Regions from separate parts of the Homo sapiens genome. Here region 1 is linked to region 2. The links are chromatin loops, found by intact Hi-C in ENCODE. Cell type or tissue: PC-9. All regions are shown on one strand. Links, peaks and the distances in the headings refer to the core of each region. The heading gives the core; the rest is flanking DNA. Region 1 has its middle 20 kb from the start of ZNF536-AS1. Region 2 has its middle 64 kb from the start of URI1.

What was found. A loop is a pair of places that touch in the nucleus more often than their neighbours do. Peaks named below come from ENCODE experiments on the same cell type or tissue, not always from the same donor. Only the 100,000 strongest peaks of a DNase experiment are listed, where the experiment ranks them.
Region 1: a loop joins it to region 2, with 16 times the contacts of the local background. A loop is called at or near these places in 12 of 110 quality-filtered maps.

The regions. Positions count from the first base shown.
Region 1 is chr19:30,644,566-30,656,778 of GRCh38, forward strand. It overlaps a transcript of ZNF536 not described here. Among named protein-coding and RNA genes, the nearest start is that of ZNF536-AS1, 20 kb to the right of the region's middle. In PC-9, for the core only: CTCF peaks have their summits at 5,634 (motif pointing left) and 5,834; no DNase peak of the experiment used is centred there; H3K27me3 peaks cover 3,611 bases.
Region 2 is chr19:29,871,929-29,884,141 of GRCh38, forward strand. No RefSeq gene overlaps it. Among named protein-coding and RNA genes, the nearest start is that of URI1, 64 kb to the right of the region's middle. RefSeq lists silencers at 1,362-1,821, 7,244-7,303, 8,973-9,032 and enhancers at 7,074-7,368, 7,087-7,587, 10,303-10,838. In PC-9, for the core only: no CTCF peak of the experiment used is centred there; a DNase peak (open chromatin) is centred at 7,233; H3K27me3 peaks cover 1,266 bases.

The sequences.
Region 1 (12,213 bases), core at 2,769-7,768, 770 kb after region 2:
TCCATGTGTTCTCATTGTTCAATTCCCACCTATGAGTGAGAACATGCGGTGTTTGGTTTTTTGTCCTTGCGATAGTTTGCTGAGAATGATGGTTTCCAGCTTCATCCATGTCCCTACAAAAGACATGAACTCATCCTTTTTTATGGCTGCACAGTATTCTATGGTGTATATGTGCCACATTTTCTTAATCCAGCCTTTTATTTGTTGGACATTTGGGTTGGTTCCAAGTCTTTCCTATTGTGAATAGTGCCTCAATAAACATACGTGTGCATGTGTTTTTATAGCAGTGTGATTTATAATCCTTTGGGTATATACCCAGTAATGGGATGGCTGGGTCAAATGGTATTTCTAGTTCTAGATCCCTGAGGAATCGCCACACTGACTTCCACAATGGTTGAACTAGCTTACAGTCCCACCAACAGTGTAAAAGTGTTCCTATTTCTCCATATCTTCTCCAGCACCTGTTGTTTCCTGACTTTTTAATGATGGTCGTTCTAACTGGTGTGAGATGGTATCTCATTGTGGTTTTGATTTGCATTTCTCTGATGGCCAGTGATGTTGAGCATTTTTTCATGTGTCTTTTGCCTGCATAAATGTCTTCTTTTGAGAAATGTCTGTTCATATCCTTTGCCCACTTTTTGATGGGGTTGTTTGTTTTTTTCTTGTAAATTTGTTGGAGTTCATTGTAGATTCTGGATATTAGCCCTTTGTCAGGTGAGTAGATTGCAAAAATTTTCTCCCATTCTGTAGGTTGCCTGTTCACTCTGATGGTAGTTTCTTTTGCTGTGCAGAAGCTCTTTAGTCTAATTAGATCCCATTTGTCAATTTTGGCTTTTGCTGCCATTGCTTTTGGTGGCATTTCTTTAAAAAAATTTTTTTGGGGGGAATCAATGCCTTGGTGCCTTAGCATCAGAGGATATGACTATTATAGGACACTCCTGTTATTATTAATGAGGAGGACATGTATCCTTCATTTTGCAACTTTTCATCCTCAGTGACCTTTTAAATATGGAAACTGTTGAAGTCACATTTTAATATTAATGAATGATGTAAAAGGTAAATGAAGTTCAAATTATTCTAATACTTGCATGTTAGGATCTGTGTCTATATCCATATCTTCTCCACAGGCTTGTCATAACTTTATAAGTGTCAAAGGGATTTGAGTGTGAAGCCCCACAGATGAGGGCCGTCTGCTAGTGGCTGCAGCCCACTTAGCGGATGGCGCCACCCTGCAGCAGGGAGCTTCCCATCTAGACACATATGTTCTGATGCTTTTGGTCATTATTCTGACCTAGACATTCACCAAGAATGAAGAAACTATTCGTTTGGCGAACAACACGTCTGCATTTTGGGAAAGTTCGCCATGCCGTTGCCCAGCCTGGCTTCTTGCTGGATAAGCTTTGGGTTGGAGCCCTGAGGACAGCAGGTCTCAGATCTAGTCACCGTCTTCTCCAGCCTCCTGCTACTGCATTCTGTAGCTCTGTCTCCAAGTGCAAGAGTTTGGCCCCTTTGGGGATTTCTGCCATTATTTTTTCAGAGAAGGTATTCAGCTCTGGTTTGGCTTGTAGCAACAAAGGTCTTTTTGTGTCTCACGATTCCTCTCCCCTCTGCCTCTTCTTTCATCCCTGTGGCATCTATTATTACCGTAATGTGACTAAGGGGGCCTTTCCCCCTGTCATGTGCCTCCCCAACTGTCCTGGTGGAAAATAGTATGTTCTTTTTTCCTTTACATCCATCATTTCCACCTAAGCACAGTATAGCAGCCTCTGGGGAAAGAAGCTTGAGCCTGCGCACACATGTTCACGACTGTGTGTACACGTGTCTAGGAGCACGAATGTGCACAATGTGTGTTTAGGCAGGAGTGCATCTTTGCAAGGTGTGAAGGTGTGCTCATGAATGTCCCTATGTAATGTGTGAATGTGTGCATGTGCGGGTGTGTGCGTGCTTCTGCATGAAGCCATCGGTGTGTACGTGTGGATGTGTGACTTTGCCGGTCAGTGGGCACAGCTGTTGATCACGCACTGTCCAGACCACAGTGCTTTAGCTCCTTCTAGACATTTTCTCCACCTTTATTTGTGTTAATTACTCAAGTGGCAATTAGTGGCTCTGCCCCCCTTTTGGTCGCAGTCTCGTAGTATTTGAGGGATGGTCATGTATTCATCATATTTCAATAAATCCTTTCCAATGTTATTGCCCTTGTTGTATCAACTGGCACCTGCCCTCCGACGTTACACCTGCAGGAGAATTCCACCACGTTTGGGCGCATTTCCGAAGCAAGGCTATTGATGTTGTATGTTTAAAAAAATTAATTAAAAAAACTCAGATCTCGGGAAATTCCAGCAGTCAGTCTCCTTTTTTTATCCTAATCTCTTCATAGTAATGCTCACAAGTACCCTTGGTCCAGACAATTCTTCATTCATTCTCCACCCCCCACCACACTCACACCCAAACTCCCCACCGCTGGAGATTAGTCCTTTGTGAGTCAGTGCACAAAAGCTTTCTTAAAGTCCCAGTAAATTATACCCCTGGTTTCCCTCTTGAATTCCTTTTTGTTACTTTTTCAAAATATTCTATTAGTTTTGTTACGTATGATCTCCCTTTTGTGAATCCATGCTGAATATCTTTAATTAAATCATAACTTTCCCTATTTTGTCCCTGATTAGTGTTTCCAATATCTTCCCCACTGCTCAAGTCAAGCTTACTGGTGTTTAATTTCTTTGATCTCCCTTTGAGTCGTTATTAAATATAGGTGTTGCATAAGGGCTCTTGGCCACTGGTGCTTCTCCCGTTTCCCTGGGTGTTTTTAAAAGGTATTTGCTAACCGTTCCCCTGTTTCCTTGCCTCTTCTTGCACAAATTCTAAGATGGTTCCCATCTGCTCCCGGAGTTATCAGTCCTTAGACACTCTAATTTCTTTCTCACCTGTTCTGCTACTAGGCTGATTTCCTTCAGAAATATTTTCCTCTCCCTGGGAAATGCTTGTCTGTTGCTGGCATCTGCTTTCGTCTTCCCTTTATGGACATGAAAGCAAATAATTTATTTTTCATTTTCTCTAGAAGTTGTCATCCCTCCTTCCAATCAACTATGTTCTATGTATGCCTCCTTGTGTTTTTTAAAAGAGCATTATAAACCCAGTTCCAGCACCTCCTTGCTAAGACCCCAATTTGGAAGTGGTATTTCCTTTCCAAAGGGTTGATAGCATCACCAACTTTTAATCTGGGGCAGGGAGTGCTGACCCTTTGCTAGCGAAACTGTTTTGGATGCCCCCAGCTGTCCTACAGCAAGCAGCATGAAGTCTTGAGGCTTCCCTGACAACCGGTACAAGAGGGACCTGGCCCCATCTCCGGGTTTTAGGGAGTTGTGAAGTTTCCCACGTGTCGCTTTGGAAATCTCTCATATGAAGTCAGCTTCAGCCAGGAAGCTTGCCTTCACTTTTCTTCTGCTCAGTGCCTCCAATTTTCCTCACACCTGAGGGATGCATCGGTTCTCCTATGGCTCGCTCCCCTTCAGGCTGTACTGTGGGCTCATCCTCAGATGGAATTTCCTTCCTTTTCTGCCTGTGTTCCCAGAACACAGACTAAAAAGGGCTGCTCCATGCAGAAGGTGCACACCCACGGGCTTTCAGATGCTCTTAGCTGCAGGTGCCCTGTCAAGGGGCTGGGCCCACAAGAAGCGGTTCCGAGTCCCCAACCTGCGGCCGCGTGGAAGCCTCCTCAGATAGCACTGTTCCTCTCAGCTTGACCTCATTTCCTTTTCCAGTACAACCCAGATCTGCGTGCTGAGACATCACTCTCAGGTTGTAAATTCTACACCAAATCAAAAGGCCAAATCCTTTCTGCAAACCCACAGGCGCTCGACCTACATCACACCAAGGAGCCTGGCCCCGATGGCTATCTCAGGACCCCTGGGCAGGGGCAGCAGAGGTGTGAGCCCCCACCCCTCCAGCACCAGCTACTGGCCTTCTGCAGGACAGCAACTTCCCCGGATCAAGTGGCAGAAACAGCATCAGCCAACGTTTCCACAGAGTATGAGTCATAAATAGTCCTTTTCACATTGTTTCACATCAAAAGGCAAGCAGCCTGTGCTGTTCCCCGTCCCTCATCCCTAACATAGAAGTGCGTGAAATTTGCCCACAAACAAGGATTTGAAATTTTAAAAGCTCAATAAAGGTAGTCAATAGACACACTCCAGTCAGTTTTTAAAAAGTGTTTTTAATTGGGTCAAATAGCATGTTACTTTGGGGAAAAATAAAGATCATTTAAACTGGTTCTTTTAGTTCACATGTTTTTGAAAACTGATTTTCTGGTGCAGACCTAGTTCGAAATATCATCCGGAAGTGCTGATGATAAACGGGTGGGCCCAGGGTTCCCTCTGAACTTTAGGGGGTTCTTCTTCACTGTTTCTCCGACCACTGTTTCTTCACTGAAAGAGTCTATAGTCTCTTCACTTCAGGGCGATGGGGTAGGACGGCTGGGGTCCTGATTCCATAGTTAACCAGGATCAACCCTGGGTCTTGAGCCACCTCACTGTATGCCCGACAGCTGCCCCAGACAGGGAGGACAGTCCTCTGTCAGCCTCTGAGCAATGTTCCAGAAGCAATTTATAGATGGACTTGGTGAGCAAAAAGTGAGAGTCACAGGTGCTTCATAATAATTGCTTGCACATTTCCAGAATCGGACATTCTGTCATTTAATAGACCTAAAACTAAAAAGCTTTTGTCTGTGAAAGGTGACCAGTAGAAACAGCGTTTGGATTATATGATATCCCATAACTTAATCATATGGCTCTTAACAGGGGGACATACACAGCTGTGTCTCACTAATATGCATGCAATATGTGTAAACTGATACGCTTTAATTCTAAACTTGTTTTTAGCAGGAAGAAAAAAGCATTTAGATGAGGAACATTAAGATTCAATATTAACCATTTTTTCCCCTTTGGGCAAAATTATTCATCACTTGATATTTATTAAAGCAGCATTTTCCTTTTTTTTTTTTTTTTTTGCTATTGTGAGATGCATCCTGCTACTGATTTTCCAAACATCCTCAAAGTTATGTGGCAAAGTGAAAAAGACACAGGAACAGCCAGTAGCCCCTTTGGGGTCACAGGAAAACAATAGACTTGAAAGATACACACTTGTTCTTTTGAAGCCCGAGAGTCATCCTAACCCCTAGGACCTAGTGACAGGGGCAAAGTTGGAGTAATTAATTTAGAAGGGGGCTGACTGGTTTTCCACCTCTCCAATTACACATATTTGATTTGCCTATCCTGTCTGACGTTTTAATTGTTAGTTTATACTGGTTTAATCTGAAATATTTAAGTATATTTGCTTTGATAATCTTAACTAAAAAAAAAAACTAAGACAAAGGAATTGTAGATTAGAGACTTTATTTTCAGGGCAAAATGATACGGGTAAGTGAACATCAACTGACCAGAAATTATTTGCTTCTGTCTGTTAGACACGTAATGGAGTCATTTAACTAGTCAAATTAGGAGCTGCAGAAATGCACCATGCTTCATTACTGAGTTCGAATGGGCACCATTTTACATTTACGTCAAAAATTATCTCATAGCAAATTAATGTTTTCATTGTGCAGAAAGGCTGAAGCTATGCAGTGTTAGCGGCACCTAGAGGCCATTGCGAAAATACTTCAAAGGGATGATCTGCAAACAAGGACAAAATGATCAATAGATGAGTGGTGGTGGTGAGAGCCCTGACCCCGTTTGAAAGTAAGAGTAGTCATTGAATCAGATTGGCTCTCTTGGTGACCATATGAAGCTCTGAGGGGCCATGACGGTTTTCCTAAACTTGGCCTAGAACTAAATGTGCTGAAAGAGCCCCAAAGATTTCTCTCCTTTTCTTGTTACTCTTTAAGTCCTGAAAATATCTGTTTTTGTTTTGTTTTGCTTTGTTTTCACAGTTTGAGTTTGCTTTTTCTTTTACCTATGGGCTTACATTATATCAGAATCTCATATGTTAGCCGATGAGCATTTCTGTAAATAAGCAAGGAGAGATTTTTTTTCCTCCCACATTGTAAATTGGCATCCTTAGAATCTTTCTTTTGTCATTGGTAAAAACTTGCTGTCCGTAGAAAGAGGCAACACATGACACTGTTTCATCTTAAAAAATACTGAACTGGGTAAATCCTCCATCCAAACAGATGACCAAGGTTGGTTGTTGTCCCAAGAATGTCAATCTCTGCTCAATTTAGCGAGAAATCATGTTAAATGAAATGGCAAAGCCCTCACCAATGAAAATATGTGTTAAAATGATCTGCAAGTCGTCAGTGACGCTGGGACGTTGGAGCATACTGTCAGAGCAGAAGCAAAGGAGAGAATGGAAGCATATAAATAGCATTGAGAACTCGAGAATATTTCAAGACAATATTGATGTCTAAAATATATGTGAATGACTGCATAATGATCGAGGCAGACATAATTCAAAGTACAGTCAGAATCTGGCCTCCAACTCAGAGCTTTAAATTCTCCAAAAGACATCTGTTTGCTGAGAAAGCCTCACCAACAGCTGCGCCACATAAAGGGGAGAACCCGGGATAAGGTTGGGAGTTGGCAGGTAGGGGAGCCTCAGAGGGGTTAGGTGGGGTCCTGGAGGGCGGGCGCCCACCTTCACTCCACAGGTACCGGAAGCGGGGCTGCTTTGGACAAAGGCGAGGGAGGTGCCTGTATTTCCTAGAACCAGGTAGCAAATGTTGCCTGTGTGTTTCATCAGAAAGCGCCCCAGTTGGGCACTGTGCCTCTTGGATGCTGACAAGAAGATTTGACGTTACTTCTCTGGTCCTTAACTTTGTTTACCCAGCTGCTATTCTTCCCATACTTAACTCTTTCACCGTGCAGAAAGCAAGGGGGAGGGAGGAAGGGAAGCTCCAGGTGTGATTTTTCAGAACAAAATATAATGCTGTGATTTATTTTTAAAAAAGAGAATAAGCACGAGGAAATTGAATAGCATCCATTTCATGCTTAACCGTGGTTCACAAATGATAGTTTGTAATTAAAATTCTGTCTGCAAACCTATTCTGCAGACCCCAAAAGAAAACTTCCTCAGAATGTTATCAACTCTCCAATTTCTGTAAAGATGCCATATTTTCAGATTTCAAAGAGAGGATCTCCTTTTGAAAATAAAGAATTGTTGGGTATCGTATGAGCCTGCTAAGTACAGCATTTTAAACCCACACTGTGTTGAAAAATTCAAGAATTTGGCAGTGACCTTAAGGCCACAGATAGGATAATGAAAAATGAGGCGATGAGGGCAGTGTCTAAAGGAACTACTCTTTTGTTCTAACAGAAGCTTTGTGTGTGTGTGGCTTAAGCAAGTGGTTCAATAGAATTTCTTTGAAACAGAAACAAAAATGCTAAGAGCTGGTTACAAGTACTCTGGTCTTCTTTTCTCCTTAAAATGCAGGAAGAATTTTTACCTCTTCTCATGAATCTTGTCTGCTGAAATGTCTCAGTCTTCATGTTATGTTTACCAAGGCCAGGCCAGAGGATCTGATAATTTATAACCATTCCTATTGGGTTTTATGTAATAACTTTGGAACTCATATAAAGTAATGATCCACAAACTCTTTTAATGTTCATTATAAAATATGAAATATTTCTCAGAACCATTGCAATTATGTGACCAGACATAACTGTTTCACACATGAGTAAATACAGGGAGGTTTAACATAACTTTATTATCTTGCTGTCTTTTCTTCTCATTGATGTGATAATACTGTTTTAATATTTTTCTAAAGAAAAGTTAAGTAATTTTAGAATCTCTACTGAGGCCCGCTTTATTGGCTTTTGTAATAGAACTCTCAAATCTAATTGTATTTATGCTCAGACTGACACCACTAAATGTCGTGAATGGAAGGGAAATGCCCCCCAAAGCTGTGTATTCTGTAATTATCGATAGATGTGTCTCTGCTGACGAGGCCTGGGGATCTGGGGAGAGTCACGCAAGTAAAGCTGAGATGGCAGCAGGCATTTCCACCGTCATCCTGAGGCCCCCATGGATGCAGAGAGGTGCTTTTCTAAGGAGTGAATGAGCCCCGTCATTCTGTAGGACTCACCAGGAAACTTTTCCCCCTTTACTGTGTGTGCTGTGTCTGCCTCTCCTGGGTCTGGAGTCAGTAGCATGCAACTTCTAGTTTCGTAGAAGGCTGATCTCCGAAGGGAATTTTCCTGGGCTTCCTGTCCTAGTGATCTGAGCTGAGTGGCATTGTTCCGGTTGCTTGACCTTCACCTGGGGCGTGGGCTTGGGGTCATCCCTGGTGGCTGTAAAGTCTCCTGCAGCGATGGAAGCCAGAGAGGGATTATTCTGGAAACCCACTTCTTACTCCCCGTGTGGGCAGTGGAAGCTGTAACACCAAGGCGGGGAACCCAGTGACAGTGCTGCATCCACTCTCGATGCCCCGTCAGAATCCAGGATCCTCCCAGGACCGAATGGCGGCTATTTCTAGCCTAGTAAGGTTGGGTGGAAAAGATTAAACATGAGGGAAGGTGCCGTTATCTGGGCATTTCCAAGTCCTGGAGAGGAGAGAGGGTTTCACCATGCTTGACTCTTTTATCTTACTTGTTTTTAGACAAGTGTTTCTCAAAGTCTCATGTGCAACCAGATCCCCATGGATCTTGCTATGATGCAGATTCTGACTCAGTAGTTCTGGGGAGGACCCTCTATCCTGCCCTTCAGCTCCAGGGTCATGGCTGTGCTGCTGATCCAGAGACCACACATTAGATCTGGGTGTAGCATCTGTCTTCTCACTGCACATCTGCTTTCGGGGAGACAAGCAGACACAGGGCATGGAAGGTTAGGTGGGGCCCTCTGAGAGGCCTATGAGTGCAATGAAACTTGAAGAGTGGCCTGATGGCTGGAGCCAGCTCACAGTTGGGTTTTGTTTGACTTGTCCGATATTACACTTTTGCTTTCAATTGGTTGCACACAGTTTAAAAATGAAAGATTTTTTAAATTTACAAATCCAGGCTTTCAGGTTCTCTTGAAAAACTAGAATGTCTGGGACAAGAGATAGAAGAGAGGTGGGATCCGCTCCCTTAGGAGCAGAGGATGGAAGAGAGGTGGGAGCCACTCCCTTAGGAGCAGGGGACGGAAGAGAGGTGGGAGCCGCTCCCTTAGGAGCAGGTGATGGAAGAGAGGTGGGAGTCACTTCCTTAGGGAGGTGTGGCTCTTCCCTTCTCCGCCAAGGGGTCCCGCCCAGCCTGCCTTGCTCATAACACAAGAGTTTGCAGACAGGGAAGTTAGACCCCAGGAAAAGAGGGTCACTTCCCTGGCACACACAGGGCATGTGCAATGGTGGAGGCTGCGTGCCCCCCTGCTGCTGGCTCTTGTCTGGAGTTTGCTGGAATGGAGAACTCTTGCCCCATCAGAACCCAGGACTCACCTGCGTGCTTTAGCTCTGCCTTCTGGCAAGTGCCATCTTCCTCTTTGAGGAGCTGTTCCTTAGCTCTCTAGTTCTCACAAGCAAGCCACTAGAGAGGGTGCAATTCCCAGCTAATTAAAGGTCTTGAGATCCTCCCCTCCCTGTCGCCGACGCTCCTTTGAAACAAGCGGGCTGCATAAGAAGTCTCCCTGGCTGCTACCTGGCAGCAGGTGTGAGCCAAGGGCTGGTGCCCAGGCTGCGTGGGGCCCAGTGGGGAGGGAGCCTGACCTTCACCTAGGTACATCCAACAGGTGTGACCGCCCGGCATAGTAATCACCCAGTTCCTAGGTGGGCAGTATTGGGGATCATCACAAAATCTGGAATGTTCATTAGTGCATGAAATCATCTGATCATCTTCCCACTTGGCCCTCTTCACTCCTCACCACCCCCCTTATTCACCCCTCACCACCCCCCTTATTCACCCCATCCCCAGTCTCTCCTGGAAACTGGTGGGTTGCATTGGAGTCAGATGTGGCAAAACACAGCCTAAGTCAACATTCGTGGTTCCTAAAGCGAAAGAACTGTGGAATGCTTGTATTCAAAGATTTCTCCATGACTGCACCTGGTTGAGTGATGAAATAAAGGTGAAACCAAAAAGACCTTTCTGCTTCCCTGGGCGGTGGCTATCTAGGTCTTTAGTTCTTTTAACCGGGCGATTGTTGCTGTAATGGGTCTCAGTGCTACTGGGGCACTGACTGAGGCTTGTTTTTTTTCTCCATGAAGACCAGGAACCCAGTGCCCTGGAAGGCTGGTGGCTTAGGTAAATTTGAGGGCTGGGCTTGAGCCAGGCTCTGCTGAGCTCTACACTTCAGCTGTGTCTGCCACCCACCCCCCACACACCCCCCCATGCTGGGCAAAGCCACCGTGCTTACAGCGTTGACTTTCTTTATCCCCAAGCAGCATTCAGGGCTAACTTTTCAGAAATTTTTATTTCTGAATGCTGGTTAAAGGCAGGATCTTCTGCTGCCAAATTTCTCAAGCTGTCACCTGCACAGTGAACAAGTGAGGAGTGGCCTGAGGCACCTGGCTGTGCTCCTACAACGAAGCACTCTGTTCTTAGGGACTTTAGTACTGGGTACATCTAGGGAGTTAGGAGGACTCACAGGACACTCAGATTGACAGCTCTCAGCATTTGGCTGCTGGTTAAATAAATCTCACATGAGTTAAAATTTCTACATGTTCTCCCATTTACAAGACAGAGTAAAATCAGCACTTAATGGGTCTTGTAGAGTATTGCAATGACAGACTGCATAGGGGTAGCCGGGTGACTGCAAGAGCTTCCTGCTCTCTTCATCATCTTCTCAGAGAGCTTTGCTCATTTCTGTTTTTGAATGTGAATAAAAGAATCTATTACATATTACATTCAGAGAAAATGGTACGTGGTACCCAATTGTGGCCACATGCAAGGGGAATGCCATACTGAGAACCCAGCATGCTGATTGGTATAGGGAGCTGGAAGTCATTGAATGGGGAAGGGCTGGAAGAAACTGAGGGTGAACTCAGCCCTCACTTCAAAGGAGTTTGCCGTCAACTCAGAGAAATGGAGCTAAACCATGCAAGCTGCATTGCTACCCAAGACATGGGTGGGAAGGGAATGAGGTTGGGGAATAGGGCAGAATTGAGCTGGGCCTGCAAAGATGGGGAGGGTTTGGCTAAAACCTAGGATTTTACAGATTTATCCAAGGGAGGAATCTAGCAATGATCTCCTTTTGCTCTTTAGTGTCTTTTCCTCTGGCCGGTTAAAATTCCCTGTTCATGTTGGCTTGGTGGCTTACACCTGTAATCCCAGTGCTTTGGGAGGCTGAGGTGGGAGGATCACTTGAGCCTAGGAGTTCGAGACTAGCCTGGGCAACATAATGGGACCCTGTCTCTACAGAAAATGTAAAAATTAGCTGTGCGTAATGGTGCACACCTGTAGTCCCAGCTACCTGGGAGGCTGCAGTTGGAGGATCACTTGAGCCCAGGAGTTTGAGGCTGCAGTGAGCTGGGATTGCACCATTGCACTCCAGCCTTGGCAACAGAGCAAGACCGTGTTTCATAAAAAAAAAAACCAACAAACCCACTTTCATTGACATCTGCATGTATTTGAGAGGGCTCAAAAATGAGGCAAGTTTTTGCTTCTGCAGCAAGATGGAGTTCTAGAGTCCTGGAGACCTTCTCCTTGGTTCCTCTCCAGTGCTGTCCTTGGTGTTACTCAAAGGAACAATTGCCTGGTCTTCTGAATTGGGAACTACTTAGAATATAACAGCTGTGCTTTATATGATGAATTTAATTCTTTTCTAATGAATTTTATCAGACTGCTTTTTGGAGCACATACTGGAATATGGCAGTGCCGGACCATTTTCCATCATAAGAAAATAAATTAACTTAGGATTGTGAAATCACATTAAAACAATATGAAAACTCTGCCATGCTTTTGGTTATCCCCTTGGCTGGAGCACGTTGCACCATCTCTACCCTGCTGGAAACGCGCTGTCACTCTGTCTCCCTGTGCCCTGTGCAACGATGCTCATGGAACTGTTGGCTGTCAATGTTGTTGTGTGTACAACCGGAGCAGTGAGGTTAGTTCCTCTGCAGCACACTCTCCAGAGAGTCAAAGGATGTCATTCCCTTCTCGGCAGGGACGCAATCATACATCTGCTCTCTGGTCTGTGACACCTCACTGTCTACTTTGGCTGTGTCCCTGGGCAGCAATGCCTGTCATCATTTTATGAGGCACAACAGAAAGCCTGGTTCACTCCTGACACTGCGGGACAGGCAAGGCCACCAAGCCAGTG
Region 2 (12,213 bases), core at 4,204-9,203:
TGGTGGCGCGCGCCTGTAATCCCAGCTACTACTCAGGAGGCTGAGGCATGAGAATCGCTTGAACCCGGGAGGTGGAGGTTGCAGGGAGCCGAGATTACACCACTGCACTCCCTCCTGGGCGACATAGTGAGACCCTGTCTCAAAACAAAAACAAAAACAAAACAAACAAACAAAAATCCCCGTGACCCAGCCCAGAGAGGAATGACAGCCAGGAATGGAACTCGAGGTTTCATTCCACACCACAACACTGTCTTTTAATTTTTTATTGTTTTACTTCTCTTCATTGCATTTTGTTTTATTTCATTGTTTTTACCCTTTCTAAGGACTTGTGAATAAATGCGTGGAACTGCAATGTGCATACAGTAGGCGCCCAAGCGGGGGCAGTGCAGCCCCTGCTCCCCGCCCGCGGGTGCCTTCGCTGATGAGCCTGAGGCGGGCAGCCCAGCCCTCCCGCCCGTAGGCAGCCTGACTCCAGGCCAAGGGGCAGCGGAGAGCTTCGGGGCTGCGCGCAGGAGCGCACGGCCAGGTGGGCTTTTTATGGCGCGGGCCGAGGAGGTCATTCTTTTTAGTGGGCTGTACAGCGTCCACCGCGAGGCACTTTATTTTTAGCTTCTTGAAGGCTACGATGGAGCCGCCTCCTCCGCTTTCCCAGTGCTTGCCTCCACCTCCCCCTTGACGCCCGGGTGCCCGCGGCTGCTCCTGGCTGCAGTGTCCCGATCTGTGTAGTGCAGGGTCCCTCTAGAGGTCCCCGGGCACCCTCAACTCTCAGCCCCCGTCCCCTGGCGCAGAATATTCCAGCTCCCGGGTCATGGCCCTCCACCCCCACTCGAACCTCCATCCTGTTCTGCGCCCGTCCTGAATTGCTCTTTAAAATAGTAATAATAATTTCCACTTTGATTTTGGATTCGTTGGGGGGGGGGGGGTTACACGTGCAGATTTGTTACACGGGTGTACTGTGAGGTTTGGGGTACGAATGATCCCGTTACCTAGATAGTGAGCATGGAACCCAGTAGGTGGTTTTTCAGCCCTTGCTTCGCCCACACCCCGTGGTAGTCCCCAGTGTCCGCTGGTCCATCTTTGTGCCCCCGTGCAATGCGTTGCCCTTGACGGGCCAGGTGATCTCCCCGAGGTGGGAGCCTGGCCACCCTCCCCCATTCTGCAGCCTTCACCTCCAACACCCAGCCAGGGCCAGCTCAGAGGCGCCCTGACTTGCCCACGGGGCCTGCACCCATGCTCGCCCAAACCCCTCGCATCCAGCACTGCAGGCCGGGTTCTGAGCGTCGTCGGGCGTGGTGGAGCTCGGCGGGGCCCAGCGCGGGCCTTGCCGCGGGGACACAGGGCAGGGTCGCGCTCTGCCCTCTGCCGCCACTCCAGGTCAGCATCCTCAGGGCTCGCGTGGGTGACGGCCCGTCTCGTAGCGGGGGTGAGCTGGGCTGGTCCGAGGGGTCTCCGCGGCCTCCCCAGCCACAGTCCCCGCCCGCTCCGCGCCCTCCCCGCGGGGTCGATGGCTGGGGGACCCGGCTCCGGCCCAAGCCAATCAGTCCTTCCTGAGCAGCGTGAGGTGGCTGCCCGAGGGCGGGCGGGGTGCTGCTCTGGCGGGCTCCTGGAGGCCTGGGTGGCGCAGCCCGGGGGAGCGGAGGGAGGAGGCGGCCCTGAGACCGAGCCGCGCGGCGGGTGGGCTCCCCTGACCCCGCTCCGACCCGGCCCCGCGCCCTCCCGGCCGCTCGATCGCAAAGCGTCTGCTGCCATCTGGTGGCGGCGCCCGGGCATCTGCGGAGCGGGGAAGCCTGGCCAGGCTGGTGCTCAGACCCCCACCCAGCGCCCCCGCGCCCCCGCGCCCGCGCCGCTCTCCCGGGAAGTCCCCAACAGCCTCTGGCTTTGCTCGGCTTCTCCCAGCAGAAACCGAGCCCCACGTCTCCTGGGAGCCAGCGCGCGGTGGCCGGTGCCGTGCCCAGGGGGTGACGTGCGTCCCTCTCTAACTCGGTTTTCTCATCTCTAAAATGGGGTTCATGGAAGTGCGTGCCTTGTGGAGGCTTCGCAAGGCTCCCAGGTTCCCTTAGCTCAGAAATCAGGCCTTACCCCTGAGGCGCGAGGCTGCGGGCACGAGGCTGCGATTTGGCGGCAGCCGTATTTGCACACTGTCACAGAATTAACCTCAGAGCTGGCTGGCTGCGGGTCCTGGAGGGGGTGCAGAAAAGGGGAGGGCGGGCCAGGCTCCCACCAGGAGCACCTGCAGATCGCCCTGATCGTCAAGAGCAAGGCATGACCCCTGCAGAACGGGCTGTAGGCTCGGGGCGAGGGGGGAGGGGGAGGGGACTGTCACCGGGGGGGGGGCCAGAATCCTCTGAGCCTGGGGACAGGGGACTGAGCGAGGCAGGTAGAGCCCCAGGCCCAGGCAAGAGCTCGAAGAGTATTAGCTTTTGCTGTTGTAAACCCCATGGGGTGGTCTGCAAACTGCTTCCCATACTCGCTCCGTCATGCCCTGGCTCGGCTCTGACATCACTGGTGTTGGCCATATCGCGGATTTTCTGTTTCCCCCTCTGTAAACTGGGGATGCCAATGCCAGCCCCCACTCCCGGATGAGGTACCTGGTGTACAGATGGCTCGGCCACTCTGCTGACCGTGCCCCCGACATCATTGTTCCCCGGGGTTTTCCCTCTAAGCTCCAAGAGGTTAGTTAATTCTCTGCCAGTGTGCAGAGACTCCCACAGCTGCCCCCAAACCTTGAGGTCTCCCCCCATATCCTCCTGCCTTATAGGCAAGGCCTGTTTCCTGAGCCAAGGGAAGGCGGGTGTCTTTCCTGGGAACCCCCTCCGCACGATCACAGACTAGAGAGTCCAAACCACAGATCATGTTTTCTTTCCAAAAATAGGAGCCCCACTGAGGCAGAAACTTCATTCTTTTAATAAGATGATGGTATGTTTAAGGAAAATAAATATTTCTTTTAAAAAAGAAAAGGCGATTTGGATCCACTCACATGCCAAGCACTGTCCCGGAGACCCAGGCTTGGTGCATGGCTGCGGAGGATTCCAGCAGGCATGCAACTTTAATTACTTCTCAGTGTACCACAGAGGTGGCCTGCAGCACCGGGTGTGACAGCAAGGTATGCCACCAGTAAGGGGGATGTCTCAGCAGCTGCCAGCACTCTGCCTGTGAAAACGCCAGCTCCAATTCAAAGGTATCAAATATTTGCCTAGCTGTTCAACATTTCTTCAAATAATATACTCACGACTAATTCATATCTGGACTCGACGTCTTCATCTCTCCAGGCCTCCCTCCTGGATTAGCGTGTCTTGTCTATTCCGGGAGAAAGTTGTCCTACATTCTAAAAATAGAGCTGGGAGTCTGGACATGGGCATGCACAGTCAGGGGAGGCTTTATTTATTTATCTTAAGGGTTGTCCTCTGAAGACAGCTGCAGCTGAGCCTGGGACTCACTCATCAAATAGCCATTCGCGGCTGGGCGCAGTGGCTCATGCCTAAAATCCCAACACTTTGGGAGACCGAGGTGGGTGGATTACCTGAGGTCAGGAGTTCCAGACCAGCCTGGGCAACATGGTGAAACCCCATCTCTACTAAAAATACAATAATTAGCCGGGCGTGGTGGTGGGCGCCTGTAATCCCAGATACTCAGGAGACTGAGGCAGGGGAATTGCTTGAACCCAGGGGGCAGAGGTTGCAGTGAGCCGAGATTGCACCACTAAACTCCAGCCTGGGTGAAACAGTGAGACTATCTCAAAAACAACAACAACAAAACAAAAACAAACAAATAAAAAAACAACAACAGAAAACAAACAGCCATTCATAGGTACTCAGCAGAGGGCAGGGCCTTCTAAGAAGTCTGTGCTGGCTGCTGCCTTCCAAAAGAGGCCGTGCTCCACTCCAGGGGATGCTCCGTGACCTCTGAAGTGAGGACACCCTCTCAAATCAGAGGCACGGGCCTCTCTCCTCCATAGAGGGGTTCTTCCGTTCCTGGGGATTAAAAGCCCCAAATGCCCCTGTATCATCCAGGACCCATTGGGTGGATTGCTCAATCTGGCCATCCAGGCGGAGTTTTATAAATAACTGTTTGCATGGGGGACCTCAGGAGGAGGAGTGGTACCCTGGGTCTAGTAGCAGTGGGCTGTTCCCATCCCTGGGGCCGCAGGGCTACGTGAGGAGGCGTTCTCTGACGCAGGGCAAGGTGGCTGTGTAGGCAGCACTCCCTGATAGCAGTGGTGACCGAAGAAGGAGGAGGAGCTCAGGGAACCCCCACTCTAGGTGCTCTCCTCTGCCCCCCAGTTTCCTGCTAGGGCCTCCCAGGTCCACCTGCCCAGAAGGCAGAGCGAGGCATCCACAGATAGAGTCTGTGGAGGGGTACACAGAGCCAGTGGAGGAGGGTGAAGGGGGTGTGCAGGGCAGAGGGGAGACTACCAGCTCCTCTCTCTTTTTTGAACCCGCTCCACCTCTCCAGCCTCCTTCTGTGTCTCCTGTGCTAAGTACCATTTCTCTTTCTTTCTCATGTTTCATCACCTCCGTCTCTCATTGACTCTCCTCTCTGTTTTCCTCTTGATATATCCTCCCCACTTCTCTGCTGCAGAAGAGGCGAGGTGAGTACCATTCACCTCTCCCAAGTGGTCCAGTGGCAGTGGGGCCCCCACGCACTCTACACCGTTGTTGTGTTGCTAGAGGAAGGAGAGCAGCTGAGCCCTGGGGACCTGGGGACGGGCTTCATTTGATTCTCTGCTCTTCCTCCTCTGAACTACTCTAAGTGAAGCCAATCAGGATTACTTTCATTTCATCACTTCAAGGACTTCCTCCTCGGAGTCTTTTCATCCTTCTCCTGCCTTGGCCTAGAATTAGGGAGGGGGAGTTAGTCCCCTCCTCTCTTCAGCCCCTCTGGCCAGCATCAAGCCCTTATTGAGAGCTCCAACTGTGCACCCAGCGTCAGAAATGATTTGGGGTGCCTGTGTCCGGAGCATACAGTCCTGACATGGGTGGGGACCCATGATCCATTCATTCAGTCATCGGACAGAATGCATCCAGGGCCACCCTGCTTGGGCTCCGGGCTAGACTTTTTTTTTTTTTTTTTTTTTGAGATGGAGTCTTGCTCTGTCACCCAGGCTGGAGTACAGTGGTGTGATTTCACTGCAACCTCTACCTCCCAGATTCAAGCAACCGATCCTACTACCTCAGGCTCTGGAGTAGTAGGGACTACAGGCATGGGCCACGAGCACCATCCCTGGCTAATTTTTTTTTTTTTTTTTTTTTAGTAGAGATGTGGTTTCACCACATTGGCCAGGGTAGTCTCAAACTCCTGACCTCAAGTGATGCAGCCACCTTGGTCTCCCAAAGTGCTGGGATTACAGGTGTGAGCCACTGGGCCCAGCTTTTTTTTTTTTTTTTTGAGACAGCCTTGCTCTGTCACCCAGGTTGGAGTACAGTGGCACTATCATGGCTCACTGCAGCCTCTAACTTCTGGACTCAAAAGATCCTCCTACCTCAGCCTCCTAAATAGCTAGGATTATAGGCATGCACCACCACACCCACTAATTGTTTTTTTTTTCCTTTTAATTTTTGTTGTTGTTTTGTTTTTTGTTTTTAGGCAGAGTCTTGCTCTGCCACCCAGGCTGAAGTGCAGTGGCATGATCTCAGGTCACTGCAACCTCTGCCTCCCGGGTTCAAGTGATTCTTGTGCCTCAGCCTCTCAAGTAGCTGGGATTAGATTTCGCACCACCATGCCTGGCTCATTTTTGTACTTTTAGTGGAGATGGGGTTTTCCCATGCTGGCCATGCTAGTCTCAAACTTCTGGCTTCAAACGATCCGTTGGCCTCAGCCTCCCAAAGTGCTGGGATTACAGGTGTGAGCCACCGTGCCCAGCCAATCTCTGGCCCTGATAGAGCAGATAGGGAAGGTGTGTAGCACAGTGGATCAGTAGATAAGCCCATCCAAGCCTCAGTCTCCTCTTCTCTTAAATGGGGATGAGAATCCCTACTCACAGGTTTGTGTGAAGGTAATATGACCTCACAGAGGGTTGCTTTCTTATTAAGTGGCAGGGACTTCTGCTCTGCCCCTGAAGCCCCCAAATACACATAAAAGGTGTAACCTCAGATGCAAGTAAGGAGGCACCACCAAGAGGGTAGAGGATACAGACCTGAAACACAAGGAGGAGATTGGCACCTCAGCTGGAACAGATGGGCTTGAGCCCCCGAATTCTGCTCGGGTTTTAAATTGAATAAAATAATCCCCAGAATGAATATCCCCTCTGTGAAGCACGTCCACTGTGAGGAAACCCCTAGTAACAGATCTCACCATGGCACAAAGAAAATCCTGCTCTCATAGTCTTGGATGATATATACAGCCAGCTAATGCAAAAAAAATTTCATGTTATTTTTGCTTATTTTTAAGTCCACTGGGTGCATCGTGGCTGATCGCTGTTCTGACATTTTTCTTCCCTCATTAAGAAAGATGCCCCTGGTGAGATACCTGTGCTGGGCTCAGAGCAGAAAATAAATATCGCTGGCATCCACTTTCCTATACTCTCTGGGTGTAATTAAGAAAAAGGCACCTGCAGGAGAGAGAAAGTGCAGGGTAGAAAATGGCCCAGTGGTTACTGCTCATGAGAACTCCCCAGTCTTCATAACCATCCAAATGTCACTCCTTCCATGACATTCTTCTTCTTCTTCTTCTTTTTTTTTTTCCTGAGAGAGGGTCTCGCTGTGTCGCCCAGGCTGCAGTGCAGTGGTGTGATCATAGTGAGCTATGATCAGCCTCGAGTGAGCCCGAGGGAGCAGCCTCGACCTCCTGGGCTCTAATGATCCTCCCGCCTCAGCCTCCCGAGTAGCAGGGACCACAGGCGTATGCCACCACGCCAGTCTACATATATATATTTATTTTTTGTAGAGATACCGTCTCACTGTTGCCCAGGCTGGTCTGGAACTCCTGGGCTCAAGCAATCCTTCCGCCTCAGCTTCCCAGAGTCCTGGAATTACAGGCTGGAGCTGCTATGCCGGACCCATTACAACCTCCTGGATCTGCCGGGGTCCCCCTCCATCTCTGAGCCCTAACACTTCCCTTTGGGGACTTTTCCTTTCCATTGCGGTTTTGCTTTTCCCCCTTCACACGTCTCTTATCCCAGCTGTAGTTGGCTGTCTTGTTTGTTTTGTCCAAGTCACCCTGCTTTTCTTTGGAGGACCCATCCATGACTCACAGTCCATGTGATTTAGGTAGAGCTCCAGCAGGGAGTGGCACTACCCAGGAATGGCCAACCAATGAGGGCACAGAAGTGCAGCTGCAGGCCACTGTGATTGGTTCAGGGGTGGGCAGTGAGCTAAGCTGAACCAATCAGAACGAATCCCAAGATATGGCGGGGAAGTGCTGAACAAGCCCCTCTCCTTGAGCTGAGGCTGGGACTGAAGTTGTAGTCGCCTTTGGCGCCACTGGGGAGAGCCTGCCTGTGAAAGAATTCCACTCCGAGGACAGCTGAGCCTCTCATGACAATCTGGGTCCTGATGCCGCTGTTTGAGCCCCTGGGTGCAGGGCTGCTGGAAACTTCCGGAAGGAGATTGCTCTTCTCTCTGGGAGACGTCCCCGGGGAAGCTTCAGACCCTGCCATCTCGTCCATCCCCACCATGCCCACCACCGCTCTGGCTGAGGCAGCTCCCTGCGGAGTCCTGCTCCGGGCTCAGTCTCCCAGAGAGGCAGAGTCGGGCACCGTGGGCATGGGAGACCTGCAGCCTGCCTGGTTCTCAGCTCTCAGGGGCTGGCCAGGGTCACAGTTACTGTAGCCCAGGGGGATTCTGTGAGAGACAGATGGGCTAATTTGGCTCGTTCGTCATTTTTAATGCCCTAATTTCCTGTTTTACACGCAGAAATGGCCCATAAATGGCACAGCAGGCTTCAGGGAGCTGAACTTGTACTTCCCGCTGGGACTGACTTACTCCTACTTTTTGGAATCAGGTGCACCTGCAGCCGTTCAGGAGCTGGCTGGCCGACTGTCCCAGTACCTCCTTGGTCACCTTCATACGGAGCTTTGGTCCTTCAACTTTGGAAAGGGTTTTGATTACCGAATGCCAGGCTCTCTTTCAGTCGGATTTTCCTTTGCCCCACTTTATTTCATTTTGCTTTTTTTTTTTTAAATTATTTTCTGGGCTAGGAGCCGGGGCTCATGCCTGTAATGCTAGCACTTTGGGACACCAAAGCGGGTGGATCATGAGGTTCGGAGTTCAAGACTAGCCCGGCCAGCACGGTGAAACCTCATCTCTACTAAAAATACAAAAATATTAGCTGGGTTTGGTGGTACACCCCTGTAGTCCCAGCTACTCAGGAGGCTGAGGCATGAGAATCACTTGAACCTGGGGGGTGGAGGTTACAGCGAGCCGAGATCACGACACTGCACTGGGTGACAGATGAGACTCTGTCTCAAAAAAAAAATTATTTTCCGTAGAGATGGGGGTCTTTCTATGTTGTCCAGGCTGGTCTTGAAATGCTGGGCTCAAGCAATCCTCCCACCTTGGCTTCCCAAAGCACTGAGATGACAGGCATGAGCTACTGTGCCCAGCCCATTTGCCCCACTTTGCACACTTTCTCCTCTCTTGTCACCTTTCCTTCCATTACCTTCAAATGTGCTCATCAAACCGTGAGCCCCTATGAGGCACTGGGCGTGCACACCCTGAGCAGAGGCCTCCCTGATGCTCCACGCCCATGTAGCTTTAGTTTCTGCTGTTCCTCTCTCCTAGGGTGTCTTGTTCCTTCCCTGCATAACCCTTATCATGGTCTGCCATTGCTGAGCATTTTGTTATGGTTGTTTATTGGGTTCACTGCTGTTACACTGTCAGTTCTCAGAAGACAGAAACTGATTTCTTTTTCTCCTTAAGAACGTTTGCATCCAGCTCAGAGACTGGCCCACGGAGGGCCCTAGAGAAACACCCAGGGCGTGACCGAGTGGGTGGGTGTGAGTGTGCCGCACCCTGGCCCTGGTGCTGGAGGGGAACCAAGCAGAACCTGCCCCAACACTGCTCCCAGGAGGCTCAGCTTCTAGAGGGGTAGCGGTGGGAGAGGGGTTGGTGGGGTGTGGTGAGCTGTCCTAAGTGCAAGTGCAGATCAGAGTCTGAGCTGCAGCTGGGAGAGGGAGACAGGAAGCCTGCCCAGCAGCGGGGAGCCTGGGGTGGACTCTTTTTTTTTTTTTTTTTTTTTGTCAGAGACAGGGTCTCACACTGTCACCGAGGGTGGAGTGCTGTGGTGTAATCTCAGCTCACTGCAGCCTCGACCTCCCGAACTCAAGAGATCCTTCCATCTCAGCCTCCCAAGTACCTGGGAATACAAGTGCATGCCACCACACTCGGCTAATTTTTTGTTGTTGTTATTTTTTGTAGAGACAGGGTCTCACTATATTGCACAGGCTCGTCTTGAACTCCTGGGCTCATCAAGGAATCCTCCTGCCTTGACTGCCCATAACGCTGAGATTACAGGCATGAGCCACCTTGCCCCGCCTTGGGTGGACTCTTGACTGAAACACAGAACTTTAAGAGAAATGCAGAAATAAGAGAATGGGGGCTGCCATCCAATGCTTGATCATATTCGTCTCCTGCTTTGCTTTCTGATCCTGACTTCCCATGGAGGAATTCAGCCTTAGGAGCAGAAATGGGCTGTGGTTTCTAATCTGCCCCACATCATTCAGCACAGGGCTGGGCTGCGTGGCCTGTGACTAATCAGCGCTCACCCATAAGAAATGGTGTGCATCTGCAAATGTCGTGGTGTCCCTTGCAATGCCCTATTTCAGGTCTGCAGTGGGTGAGGGATGGGCAGGGAAGCACAGTGAATTATGTGACACCAGCCTGGAATGGCTTCATCCAACAAAGGGCTGACATTTTCTCTTGGTTTATTTTGAGATGGAGTCTCAAAAATCTGATTACAGATCACGCCTGTAATCTCAACACTTTGGGAAGTCAAGGCAGGAGGATTCCTTGATGAGCCCAGGAGTTCGAGACCAGCCTCTGCAACATAGTGAGACCCTGTCTCCACAGTTGCCCAGGCTGGAGGGCAGTGGCGCGATCTCGGCTCACTGAAACCTCCGCCTCTTGGGTTCAAGCGATTCTCCTGCCTCAGCCTCCCGAGTAGCTGGGATTACAGGCATGCACCACCATGCCTGGCTAATTTTTGTATTTTTAGTAGAGACAGGGTTTCACCATATCTGGTCTCGAACTTCTGACCTCAAGTGATCCCCCCAGCTGGGCCTCTCAAAATGCTGGGATTACAGACATGAGCCACCGGCCCGGCCAGGAGTGACATGTTCATTCCAAGAGCCCATCTCTGTTCCTGTATTATTTACAACGGACGCTGGCCTTTCGGACCCCCAAACATGTAAGTGGTTCTAGCTCGAGGAGAGGTGTGAGGCATGTGCTATGGGTTCAAGTCCCAGCTCTACCACTGAGTAGTGAAAGGCCTGGGGAAGCTCCTTAACCTCTCACAGGCTTACTTCCTGCCCCTGAGAAGTGGGAGCAGTGGGTAGCCCCAGGCGAGGGTGGGGGTTGGGGCAATGCCTGGCCCATAATGAAGCACCCTCTGCCGAGCCTCTGCGTGGCTGCCCCGAAGCCTGGGTGCAAGGCCCCTCTGTCACCTCTGGAGTACTTGCCTCCATCAAAGAAGGGAGCAGCTGCCTCCTGCCGGTGTTAGCCAGGCATAGGCTCTCTGCCCTCCCTGCCTGGGCTTTGTGTATTCTTGGTGTTCAAAAGGTATCTCTTGAATGATGTGTGAACAACTGGTAGAAACTCATCAGCACTTATGGAAATAGCACACCAAGTTGTCAACTGCCCGTAAACCCTTTGCCATCCCTCCGGTGGCAGCATGTTCCCCGCTGGTGGGGAGAAAGGGCCTTGCTTGGTCTCATGGACCAGCCAGGCAGGCAAGGAGGCCGCAAACACAGGACTAATAGCACCCTCGTGGCCTGCCCCCAGCCCTCATTTCAGAACGTGGCCCTTCCTGAAGCCGCTTTAGCTGGCTGGGGGAGGGGTGGGGTTGGAGGGGTGGAGACGGTAGCGGTTCTCCACCTTCCCTCTGCCCCGCTGTGCCGCCCAGCAGATGGGGAGTTAGCACGTCACAGGTGCAGCTCCACTTTGGTCACCTGGAGGCTCTGCTTGCAAATGTGGGGCTGGTGCTTGGAATTCAAGATGCCCAATAAAGGATCCATCCACAGCGGCTGCCCACGGGAGCCATCTCTCTGTGGCTCCCAGGAGCCAGGAGGGCCTGGAGCTGGGGACAGGGGGAAGTTCTGATTTTAAATTGGGGAATTCTGACATCAGCCCAGTCTCGTTCCCCAGAAAGAAACTGGTCCCGTCTGCCGTCTTTCCAGATAGTTCCTTCTGGAGCAGAAGTAGTCCAAATTCCAAACCTCTGATTACTGACATTTGCGGTTAGTTTTTTGGTATTATTTTTATACAGGAAAACTTGTTCTGAATAATGCAACTTTACACAGACACTCTCACCACTGGGCCTCACCAAGTCCTGATTTTCAAAACACTCAGAGCCCTTCCTGAGCTCACCTGAGAGATGCTGTCTTTGGAGTTTGTTCCTGATGAGTTTTAGAGAGCTTTTCTTTTTCTTTGTTTCTTTGTTTCTTTCTCTGTTTCTTTCTTTTTTTATTTTTGGTTTTGTTTTTTGAGATAGGGTCTTTCTCTGTCACCCAGGCTGCAGTGCAGTGGTATGATCTCCGTTCACTGCAACCTCGGTCTCCTGGCTTCTAGTGATTCTCCTGCCTGAACCTCCCAAGTAACAGGAATTACAGGTGTGCACTACCATGCCCAGCAAATTTTTTTTTTTTTTTTTTTTGAGACAGAGTCTTGCTCTGTCACCCAGGCTGGAGTACAGTGGCACGATCTTGGCTCACTGCAAGCTCCGCCTCCCAGGTTCACGCCATTCTCCTGCCTCAGCCTCCTGAGTAGCTGGGACTACGGGCGCCCGCCACCGTGCTCGGCTAATTTTTTGTATTTCTTTAATAGAGGCAGGGTTTCACCGTGTTAGCCACGACGGTCTCGATCTCCTGACCTCGTGATCCACCCGCCTTGGCCTCCCAAAGTGCTGGGATTACAGGCGTGAGCCACCGCACCCAGCCTCCAGCTAATTTTTATATCTACTAAAAGTAGAGATGGGTTTTCACCATGTTGGCCAGGTTGGTCTCGAACTCCTGACCTCAAGTGATCCACCTGCCTTGGCCTCCCAAAGTGCTGGGATTACAGG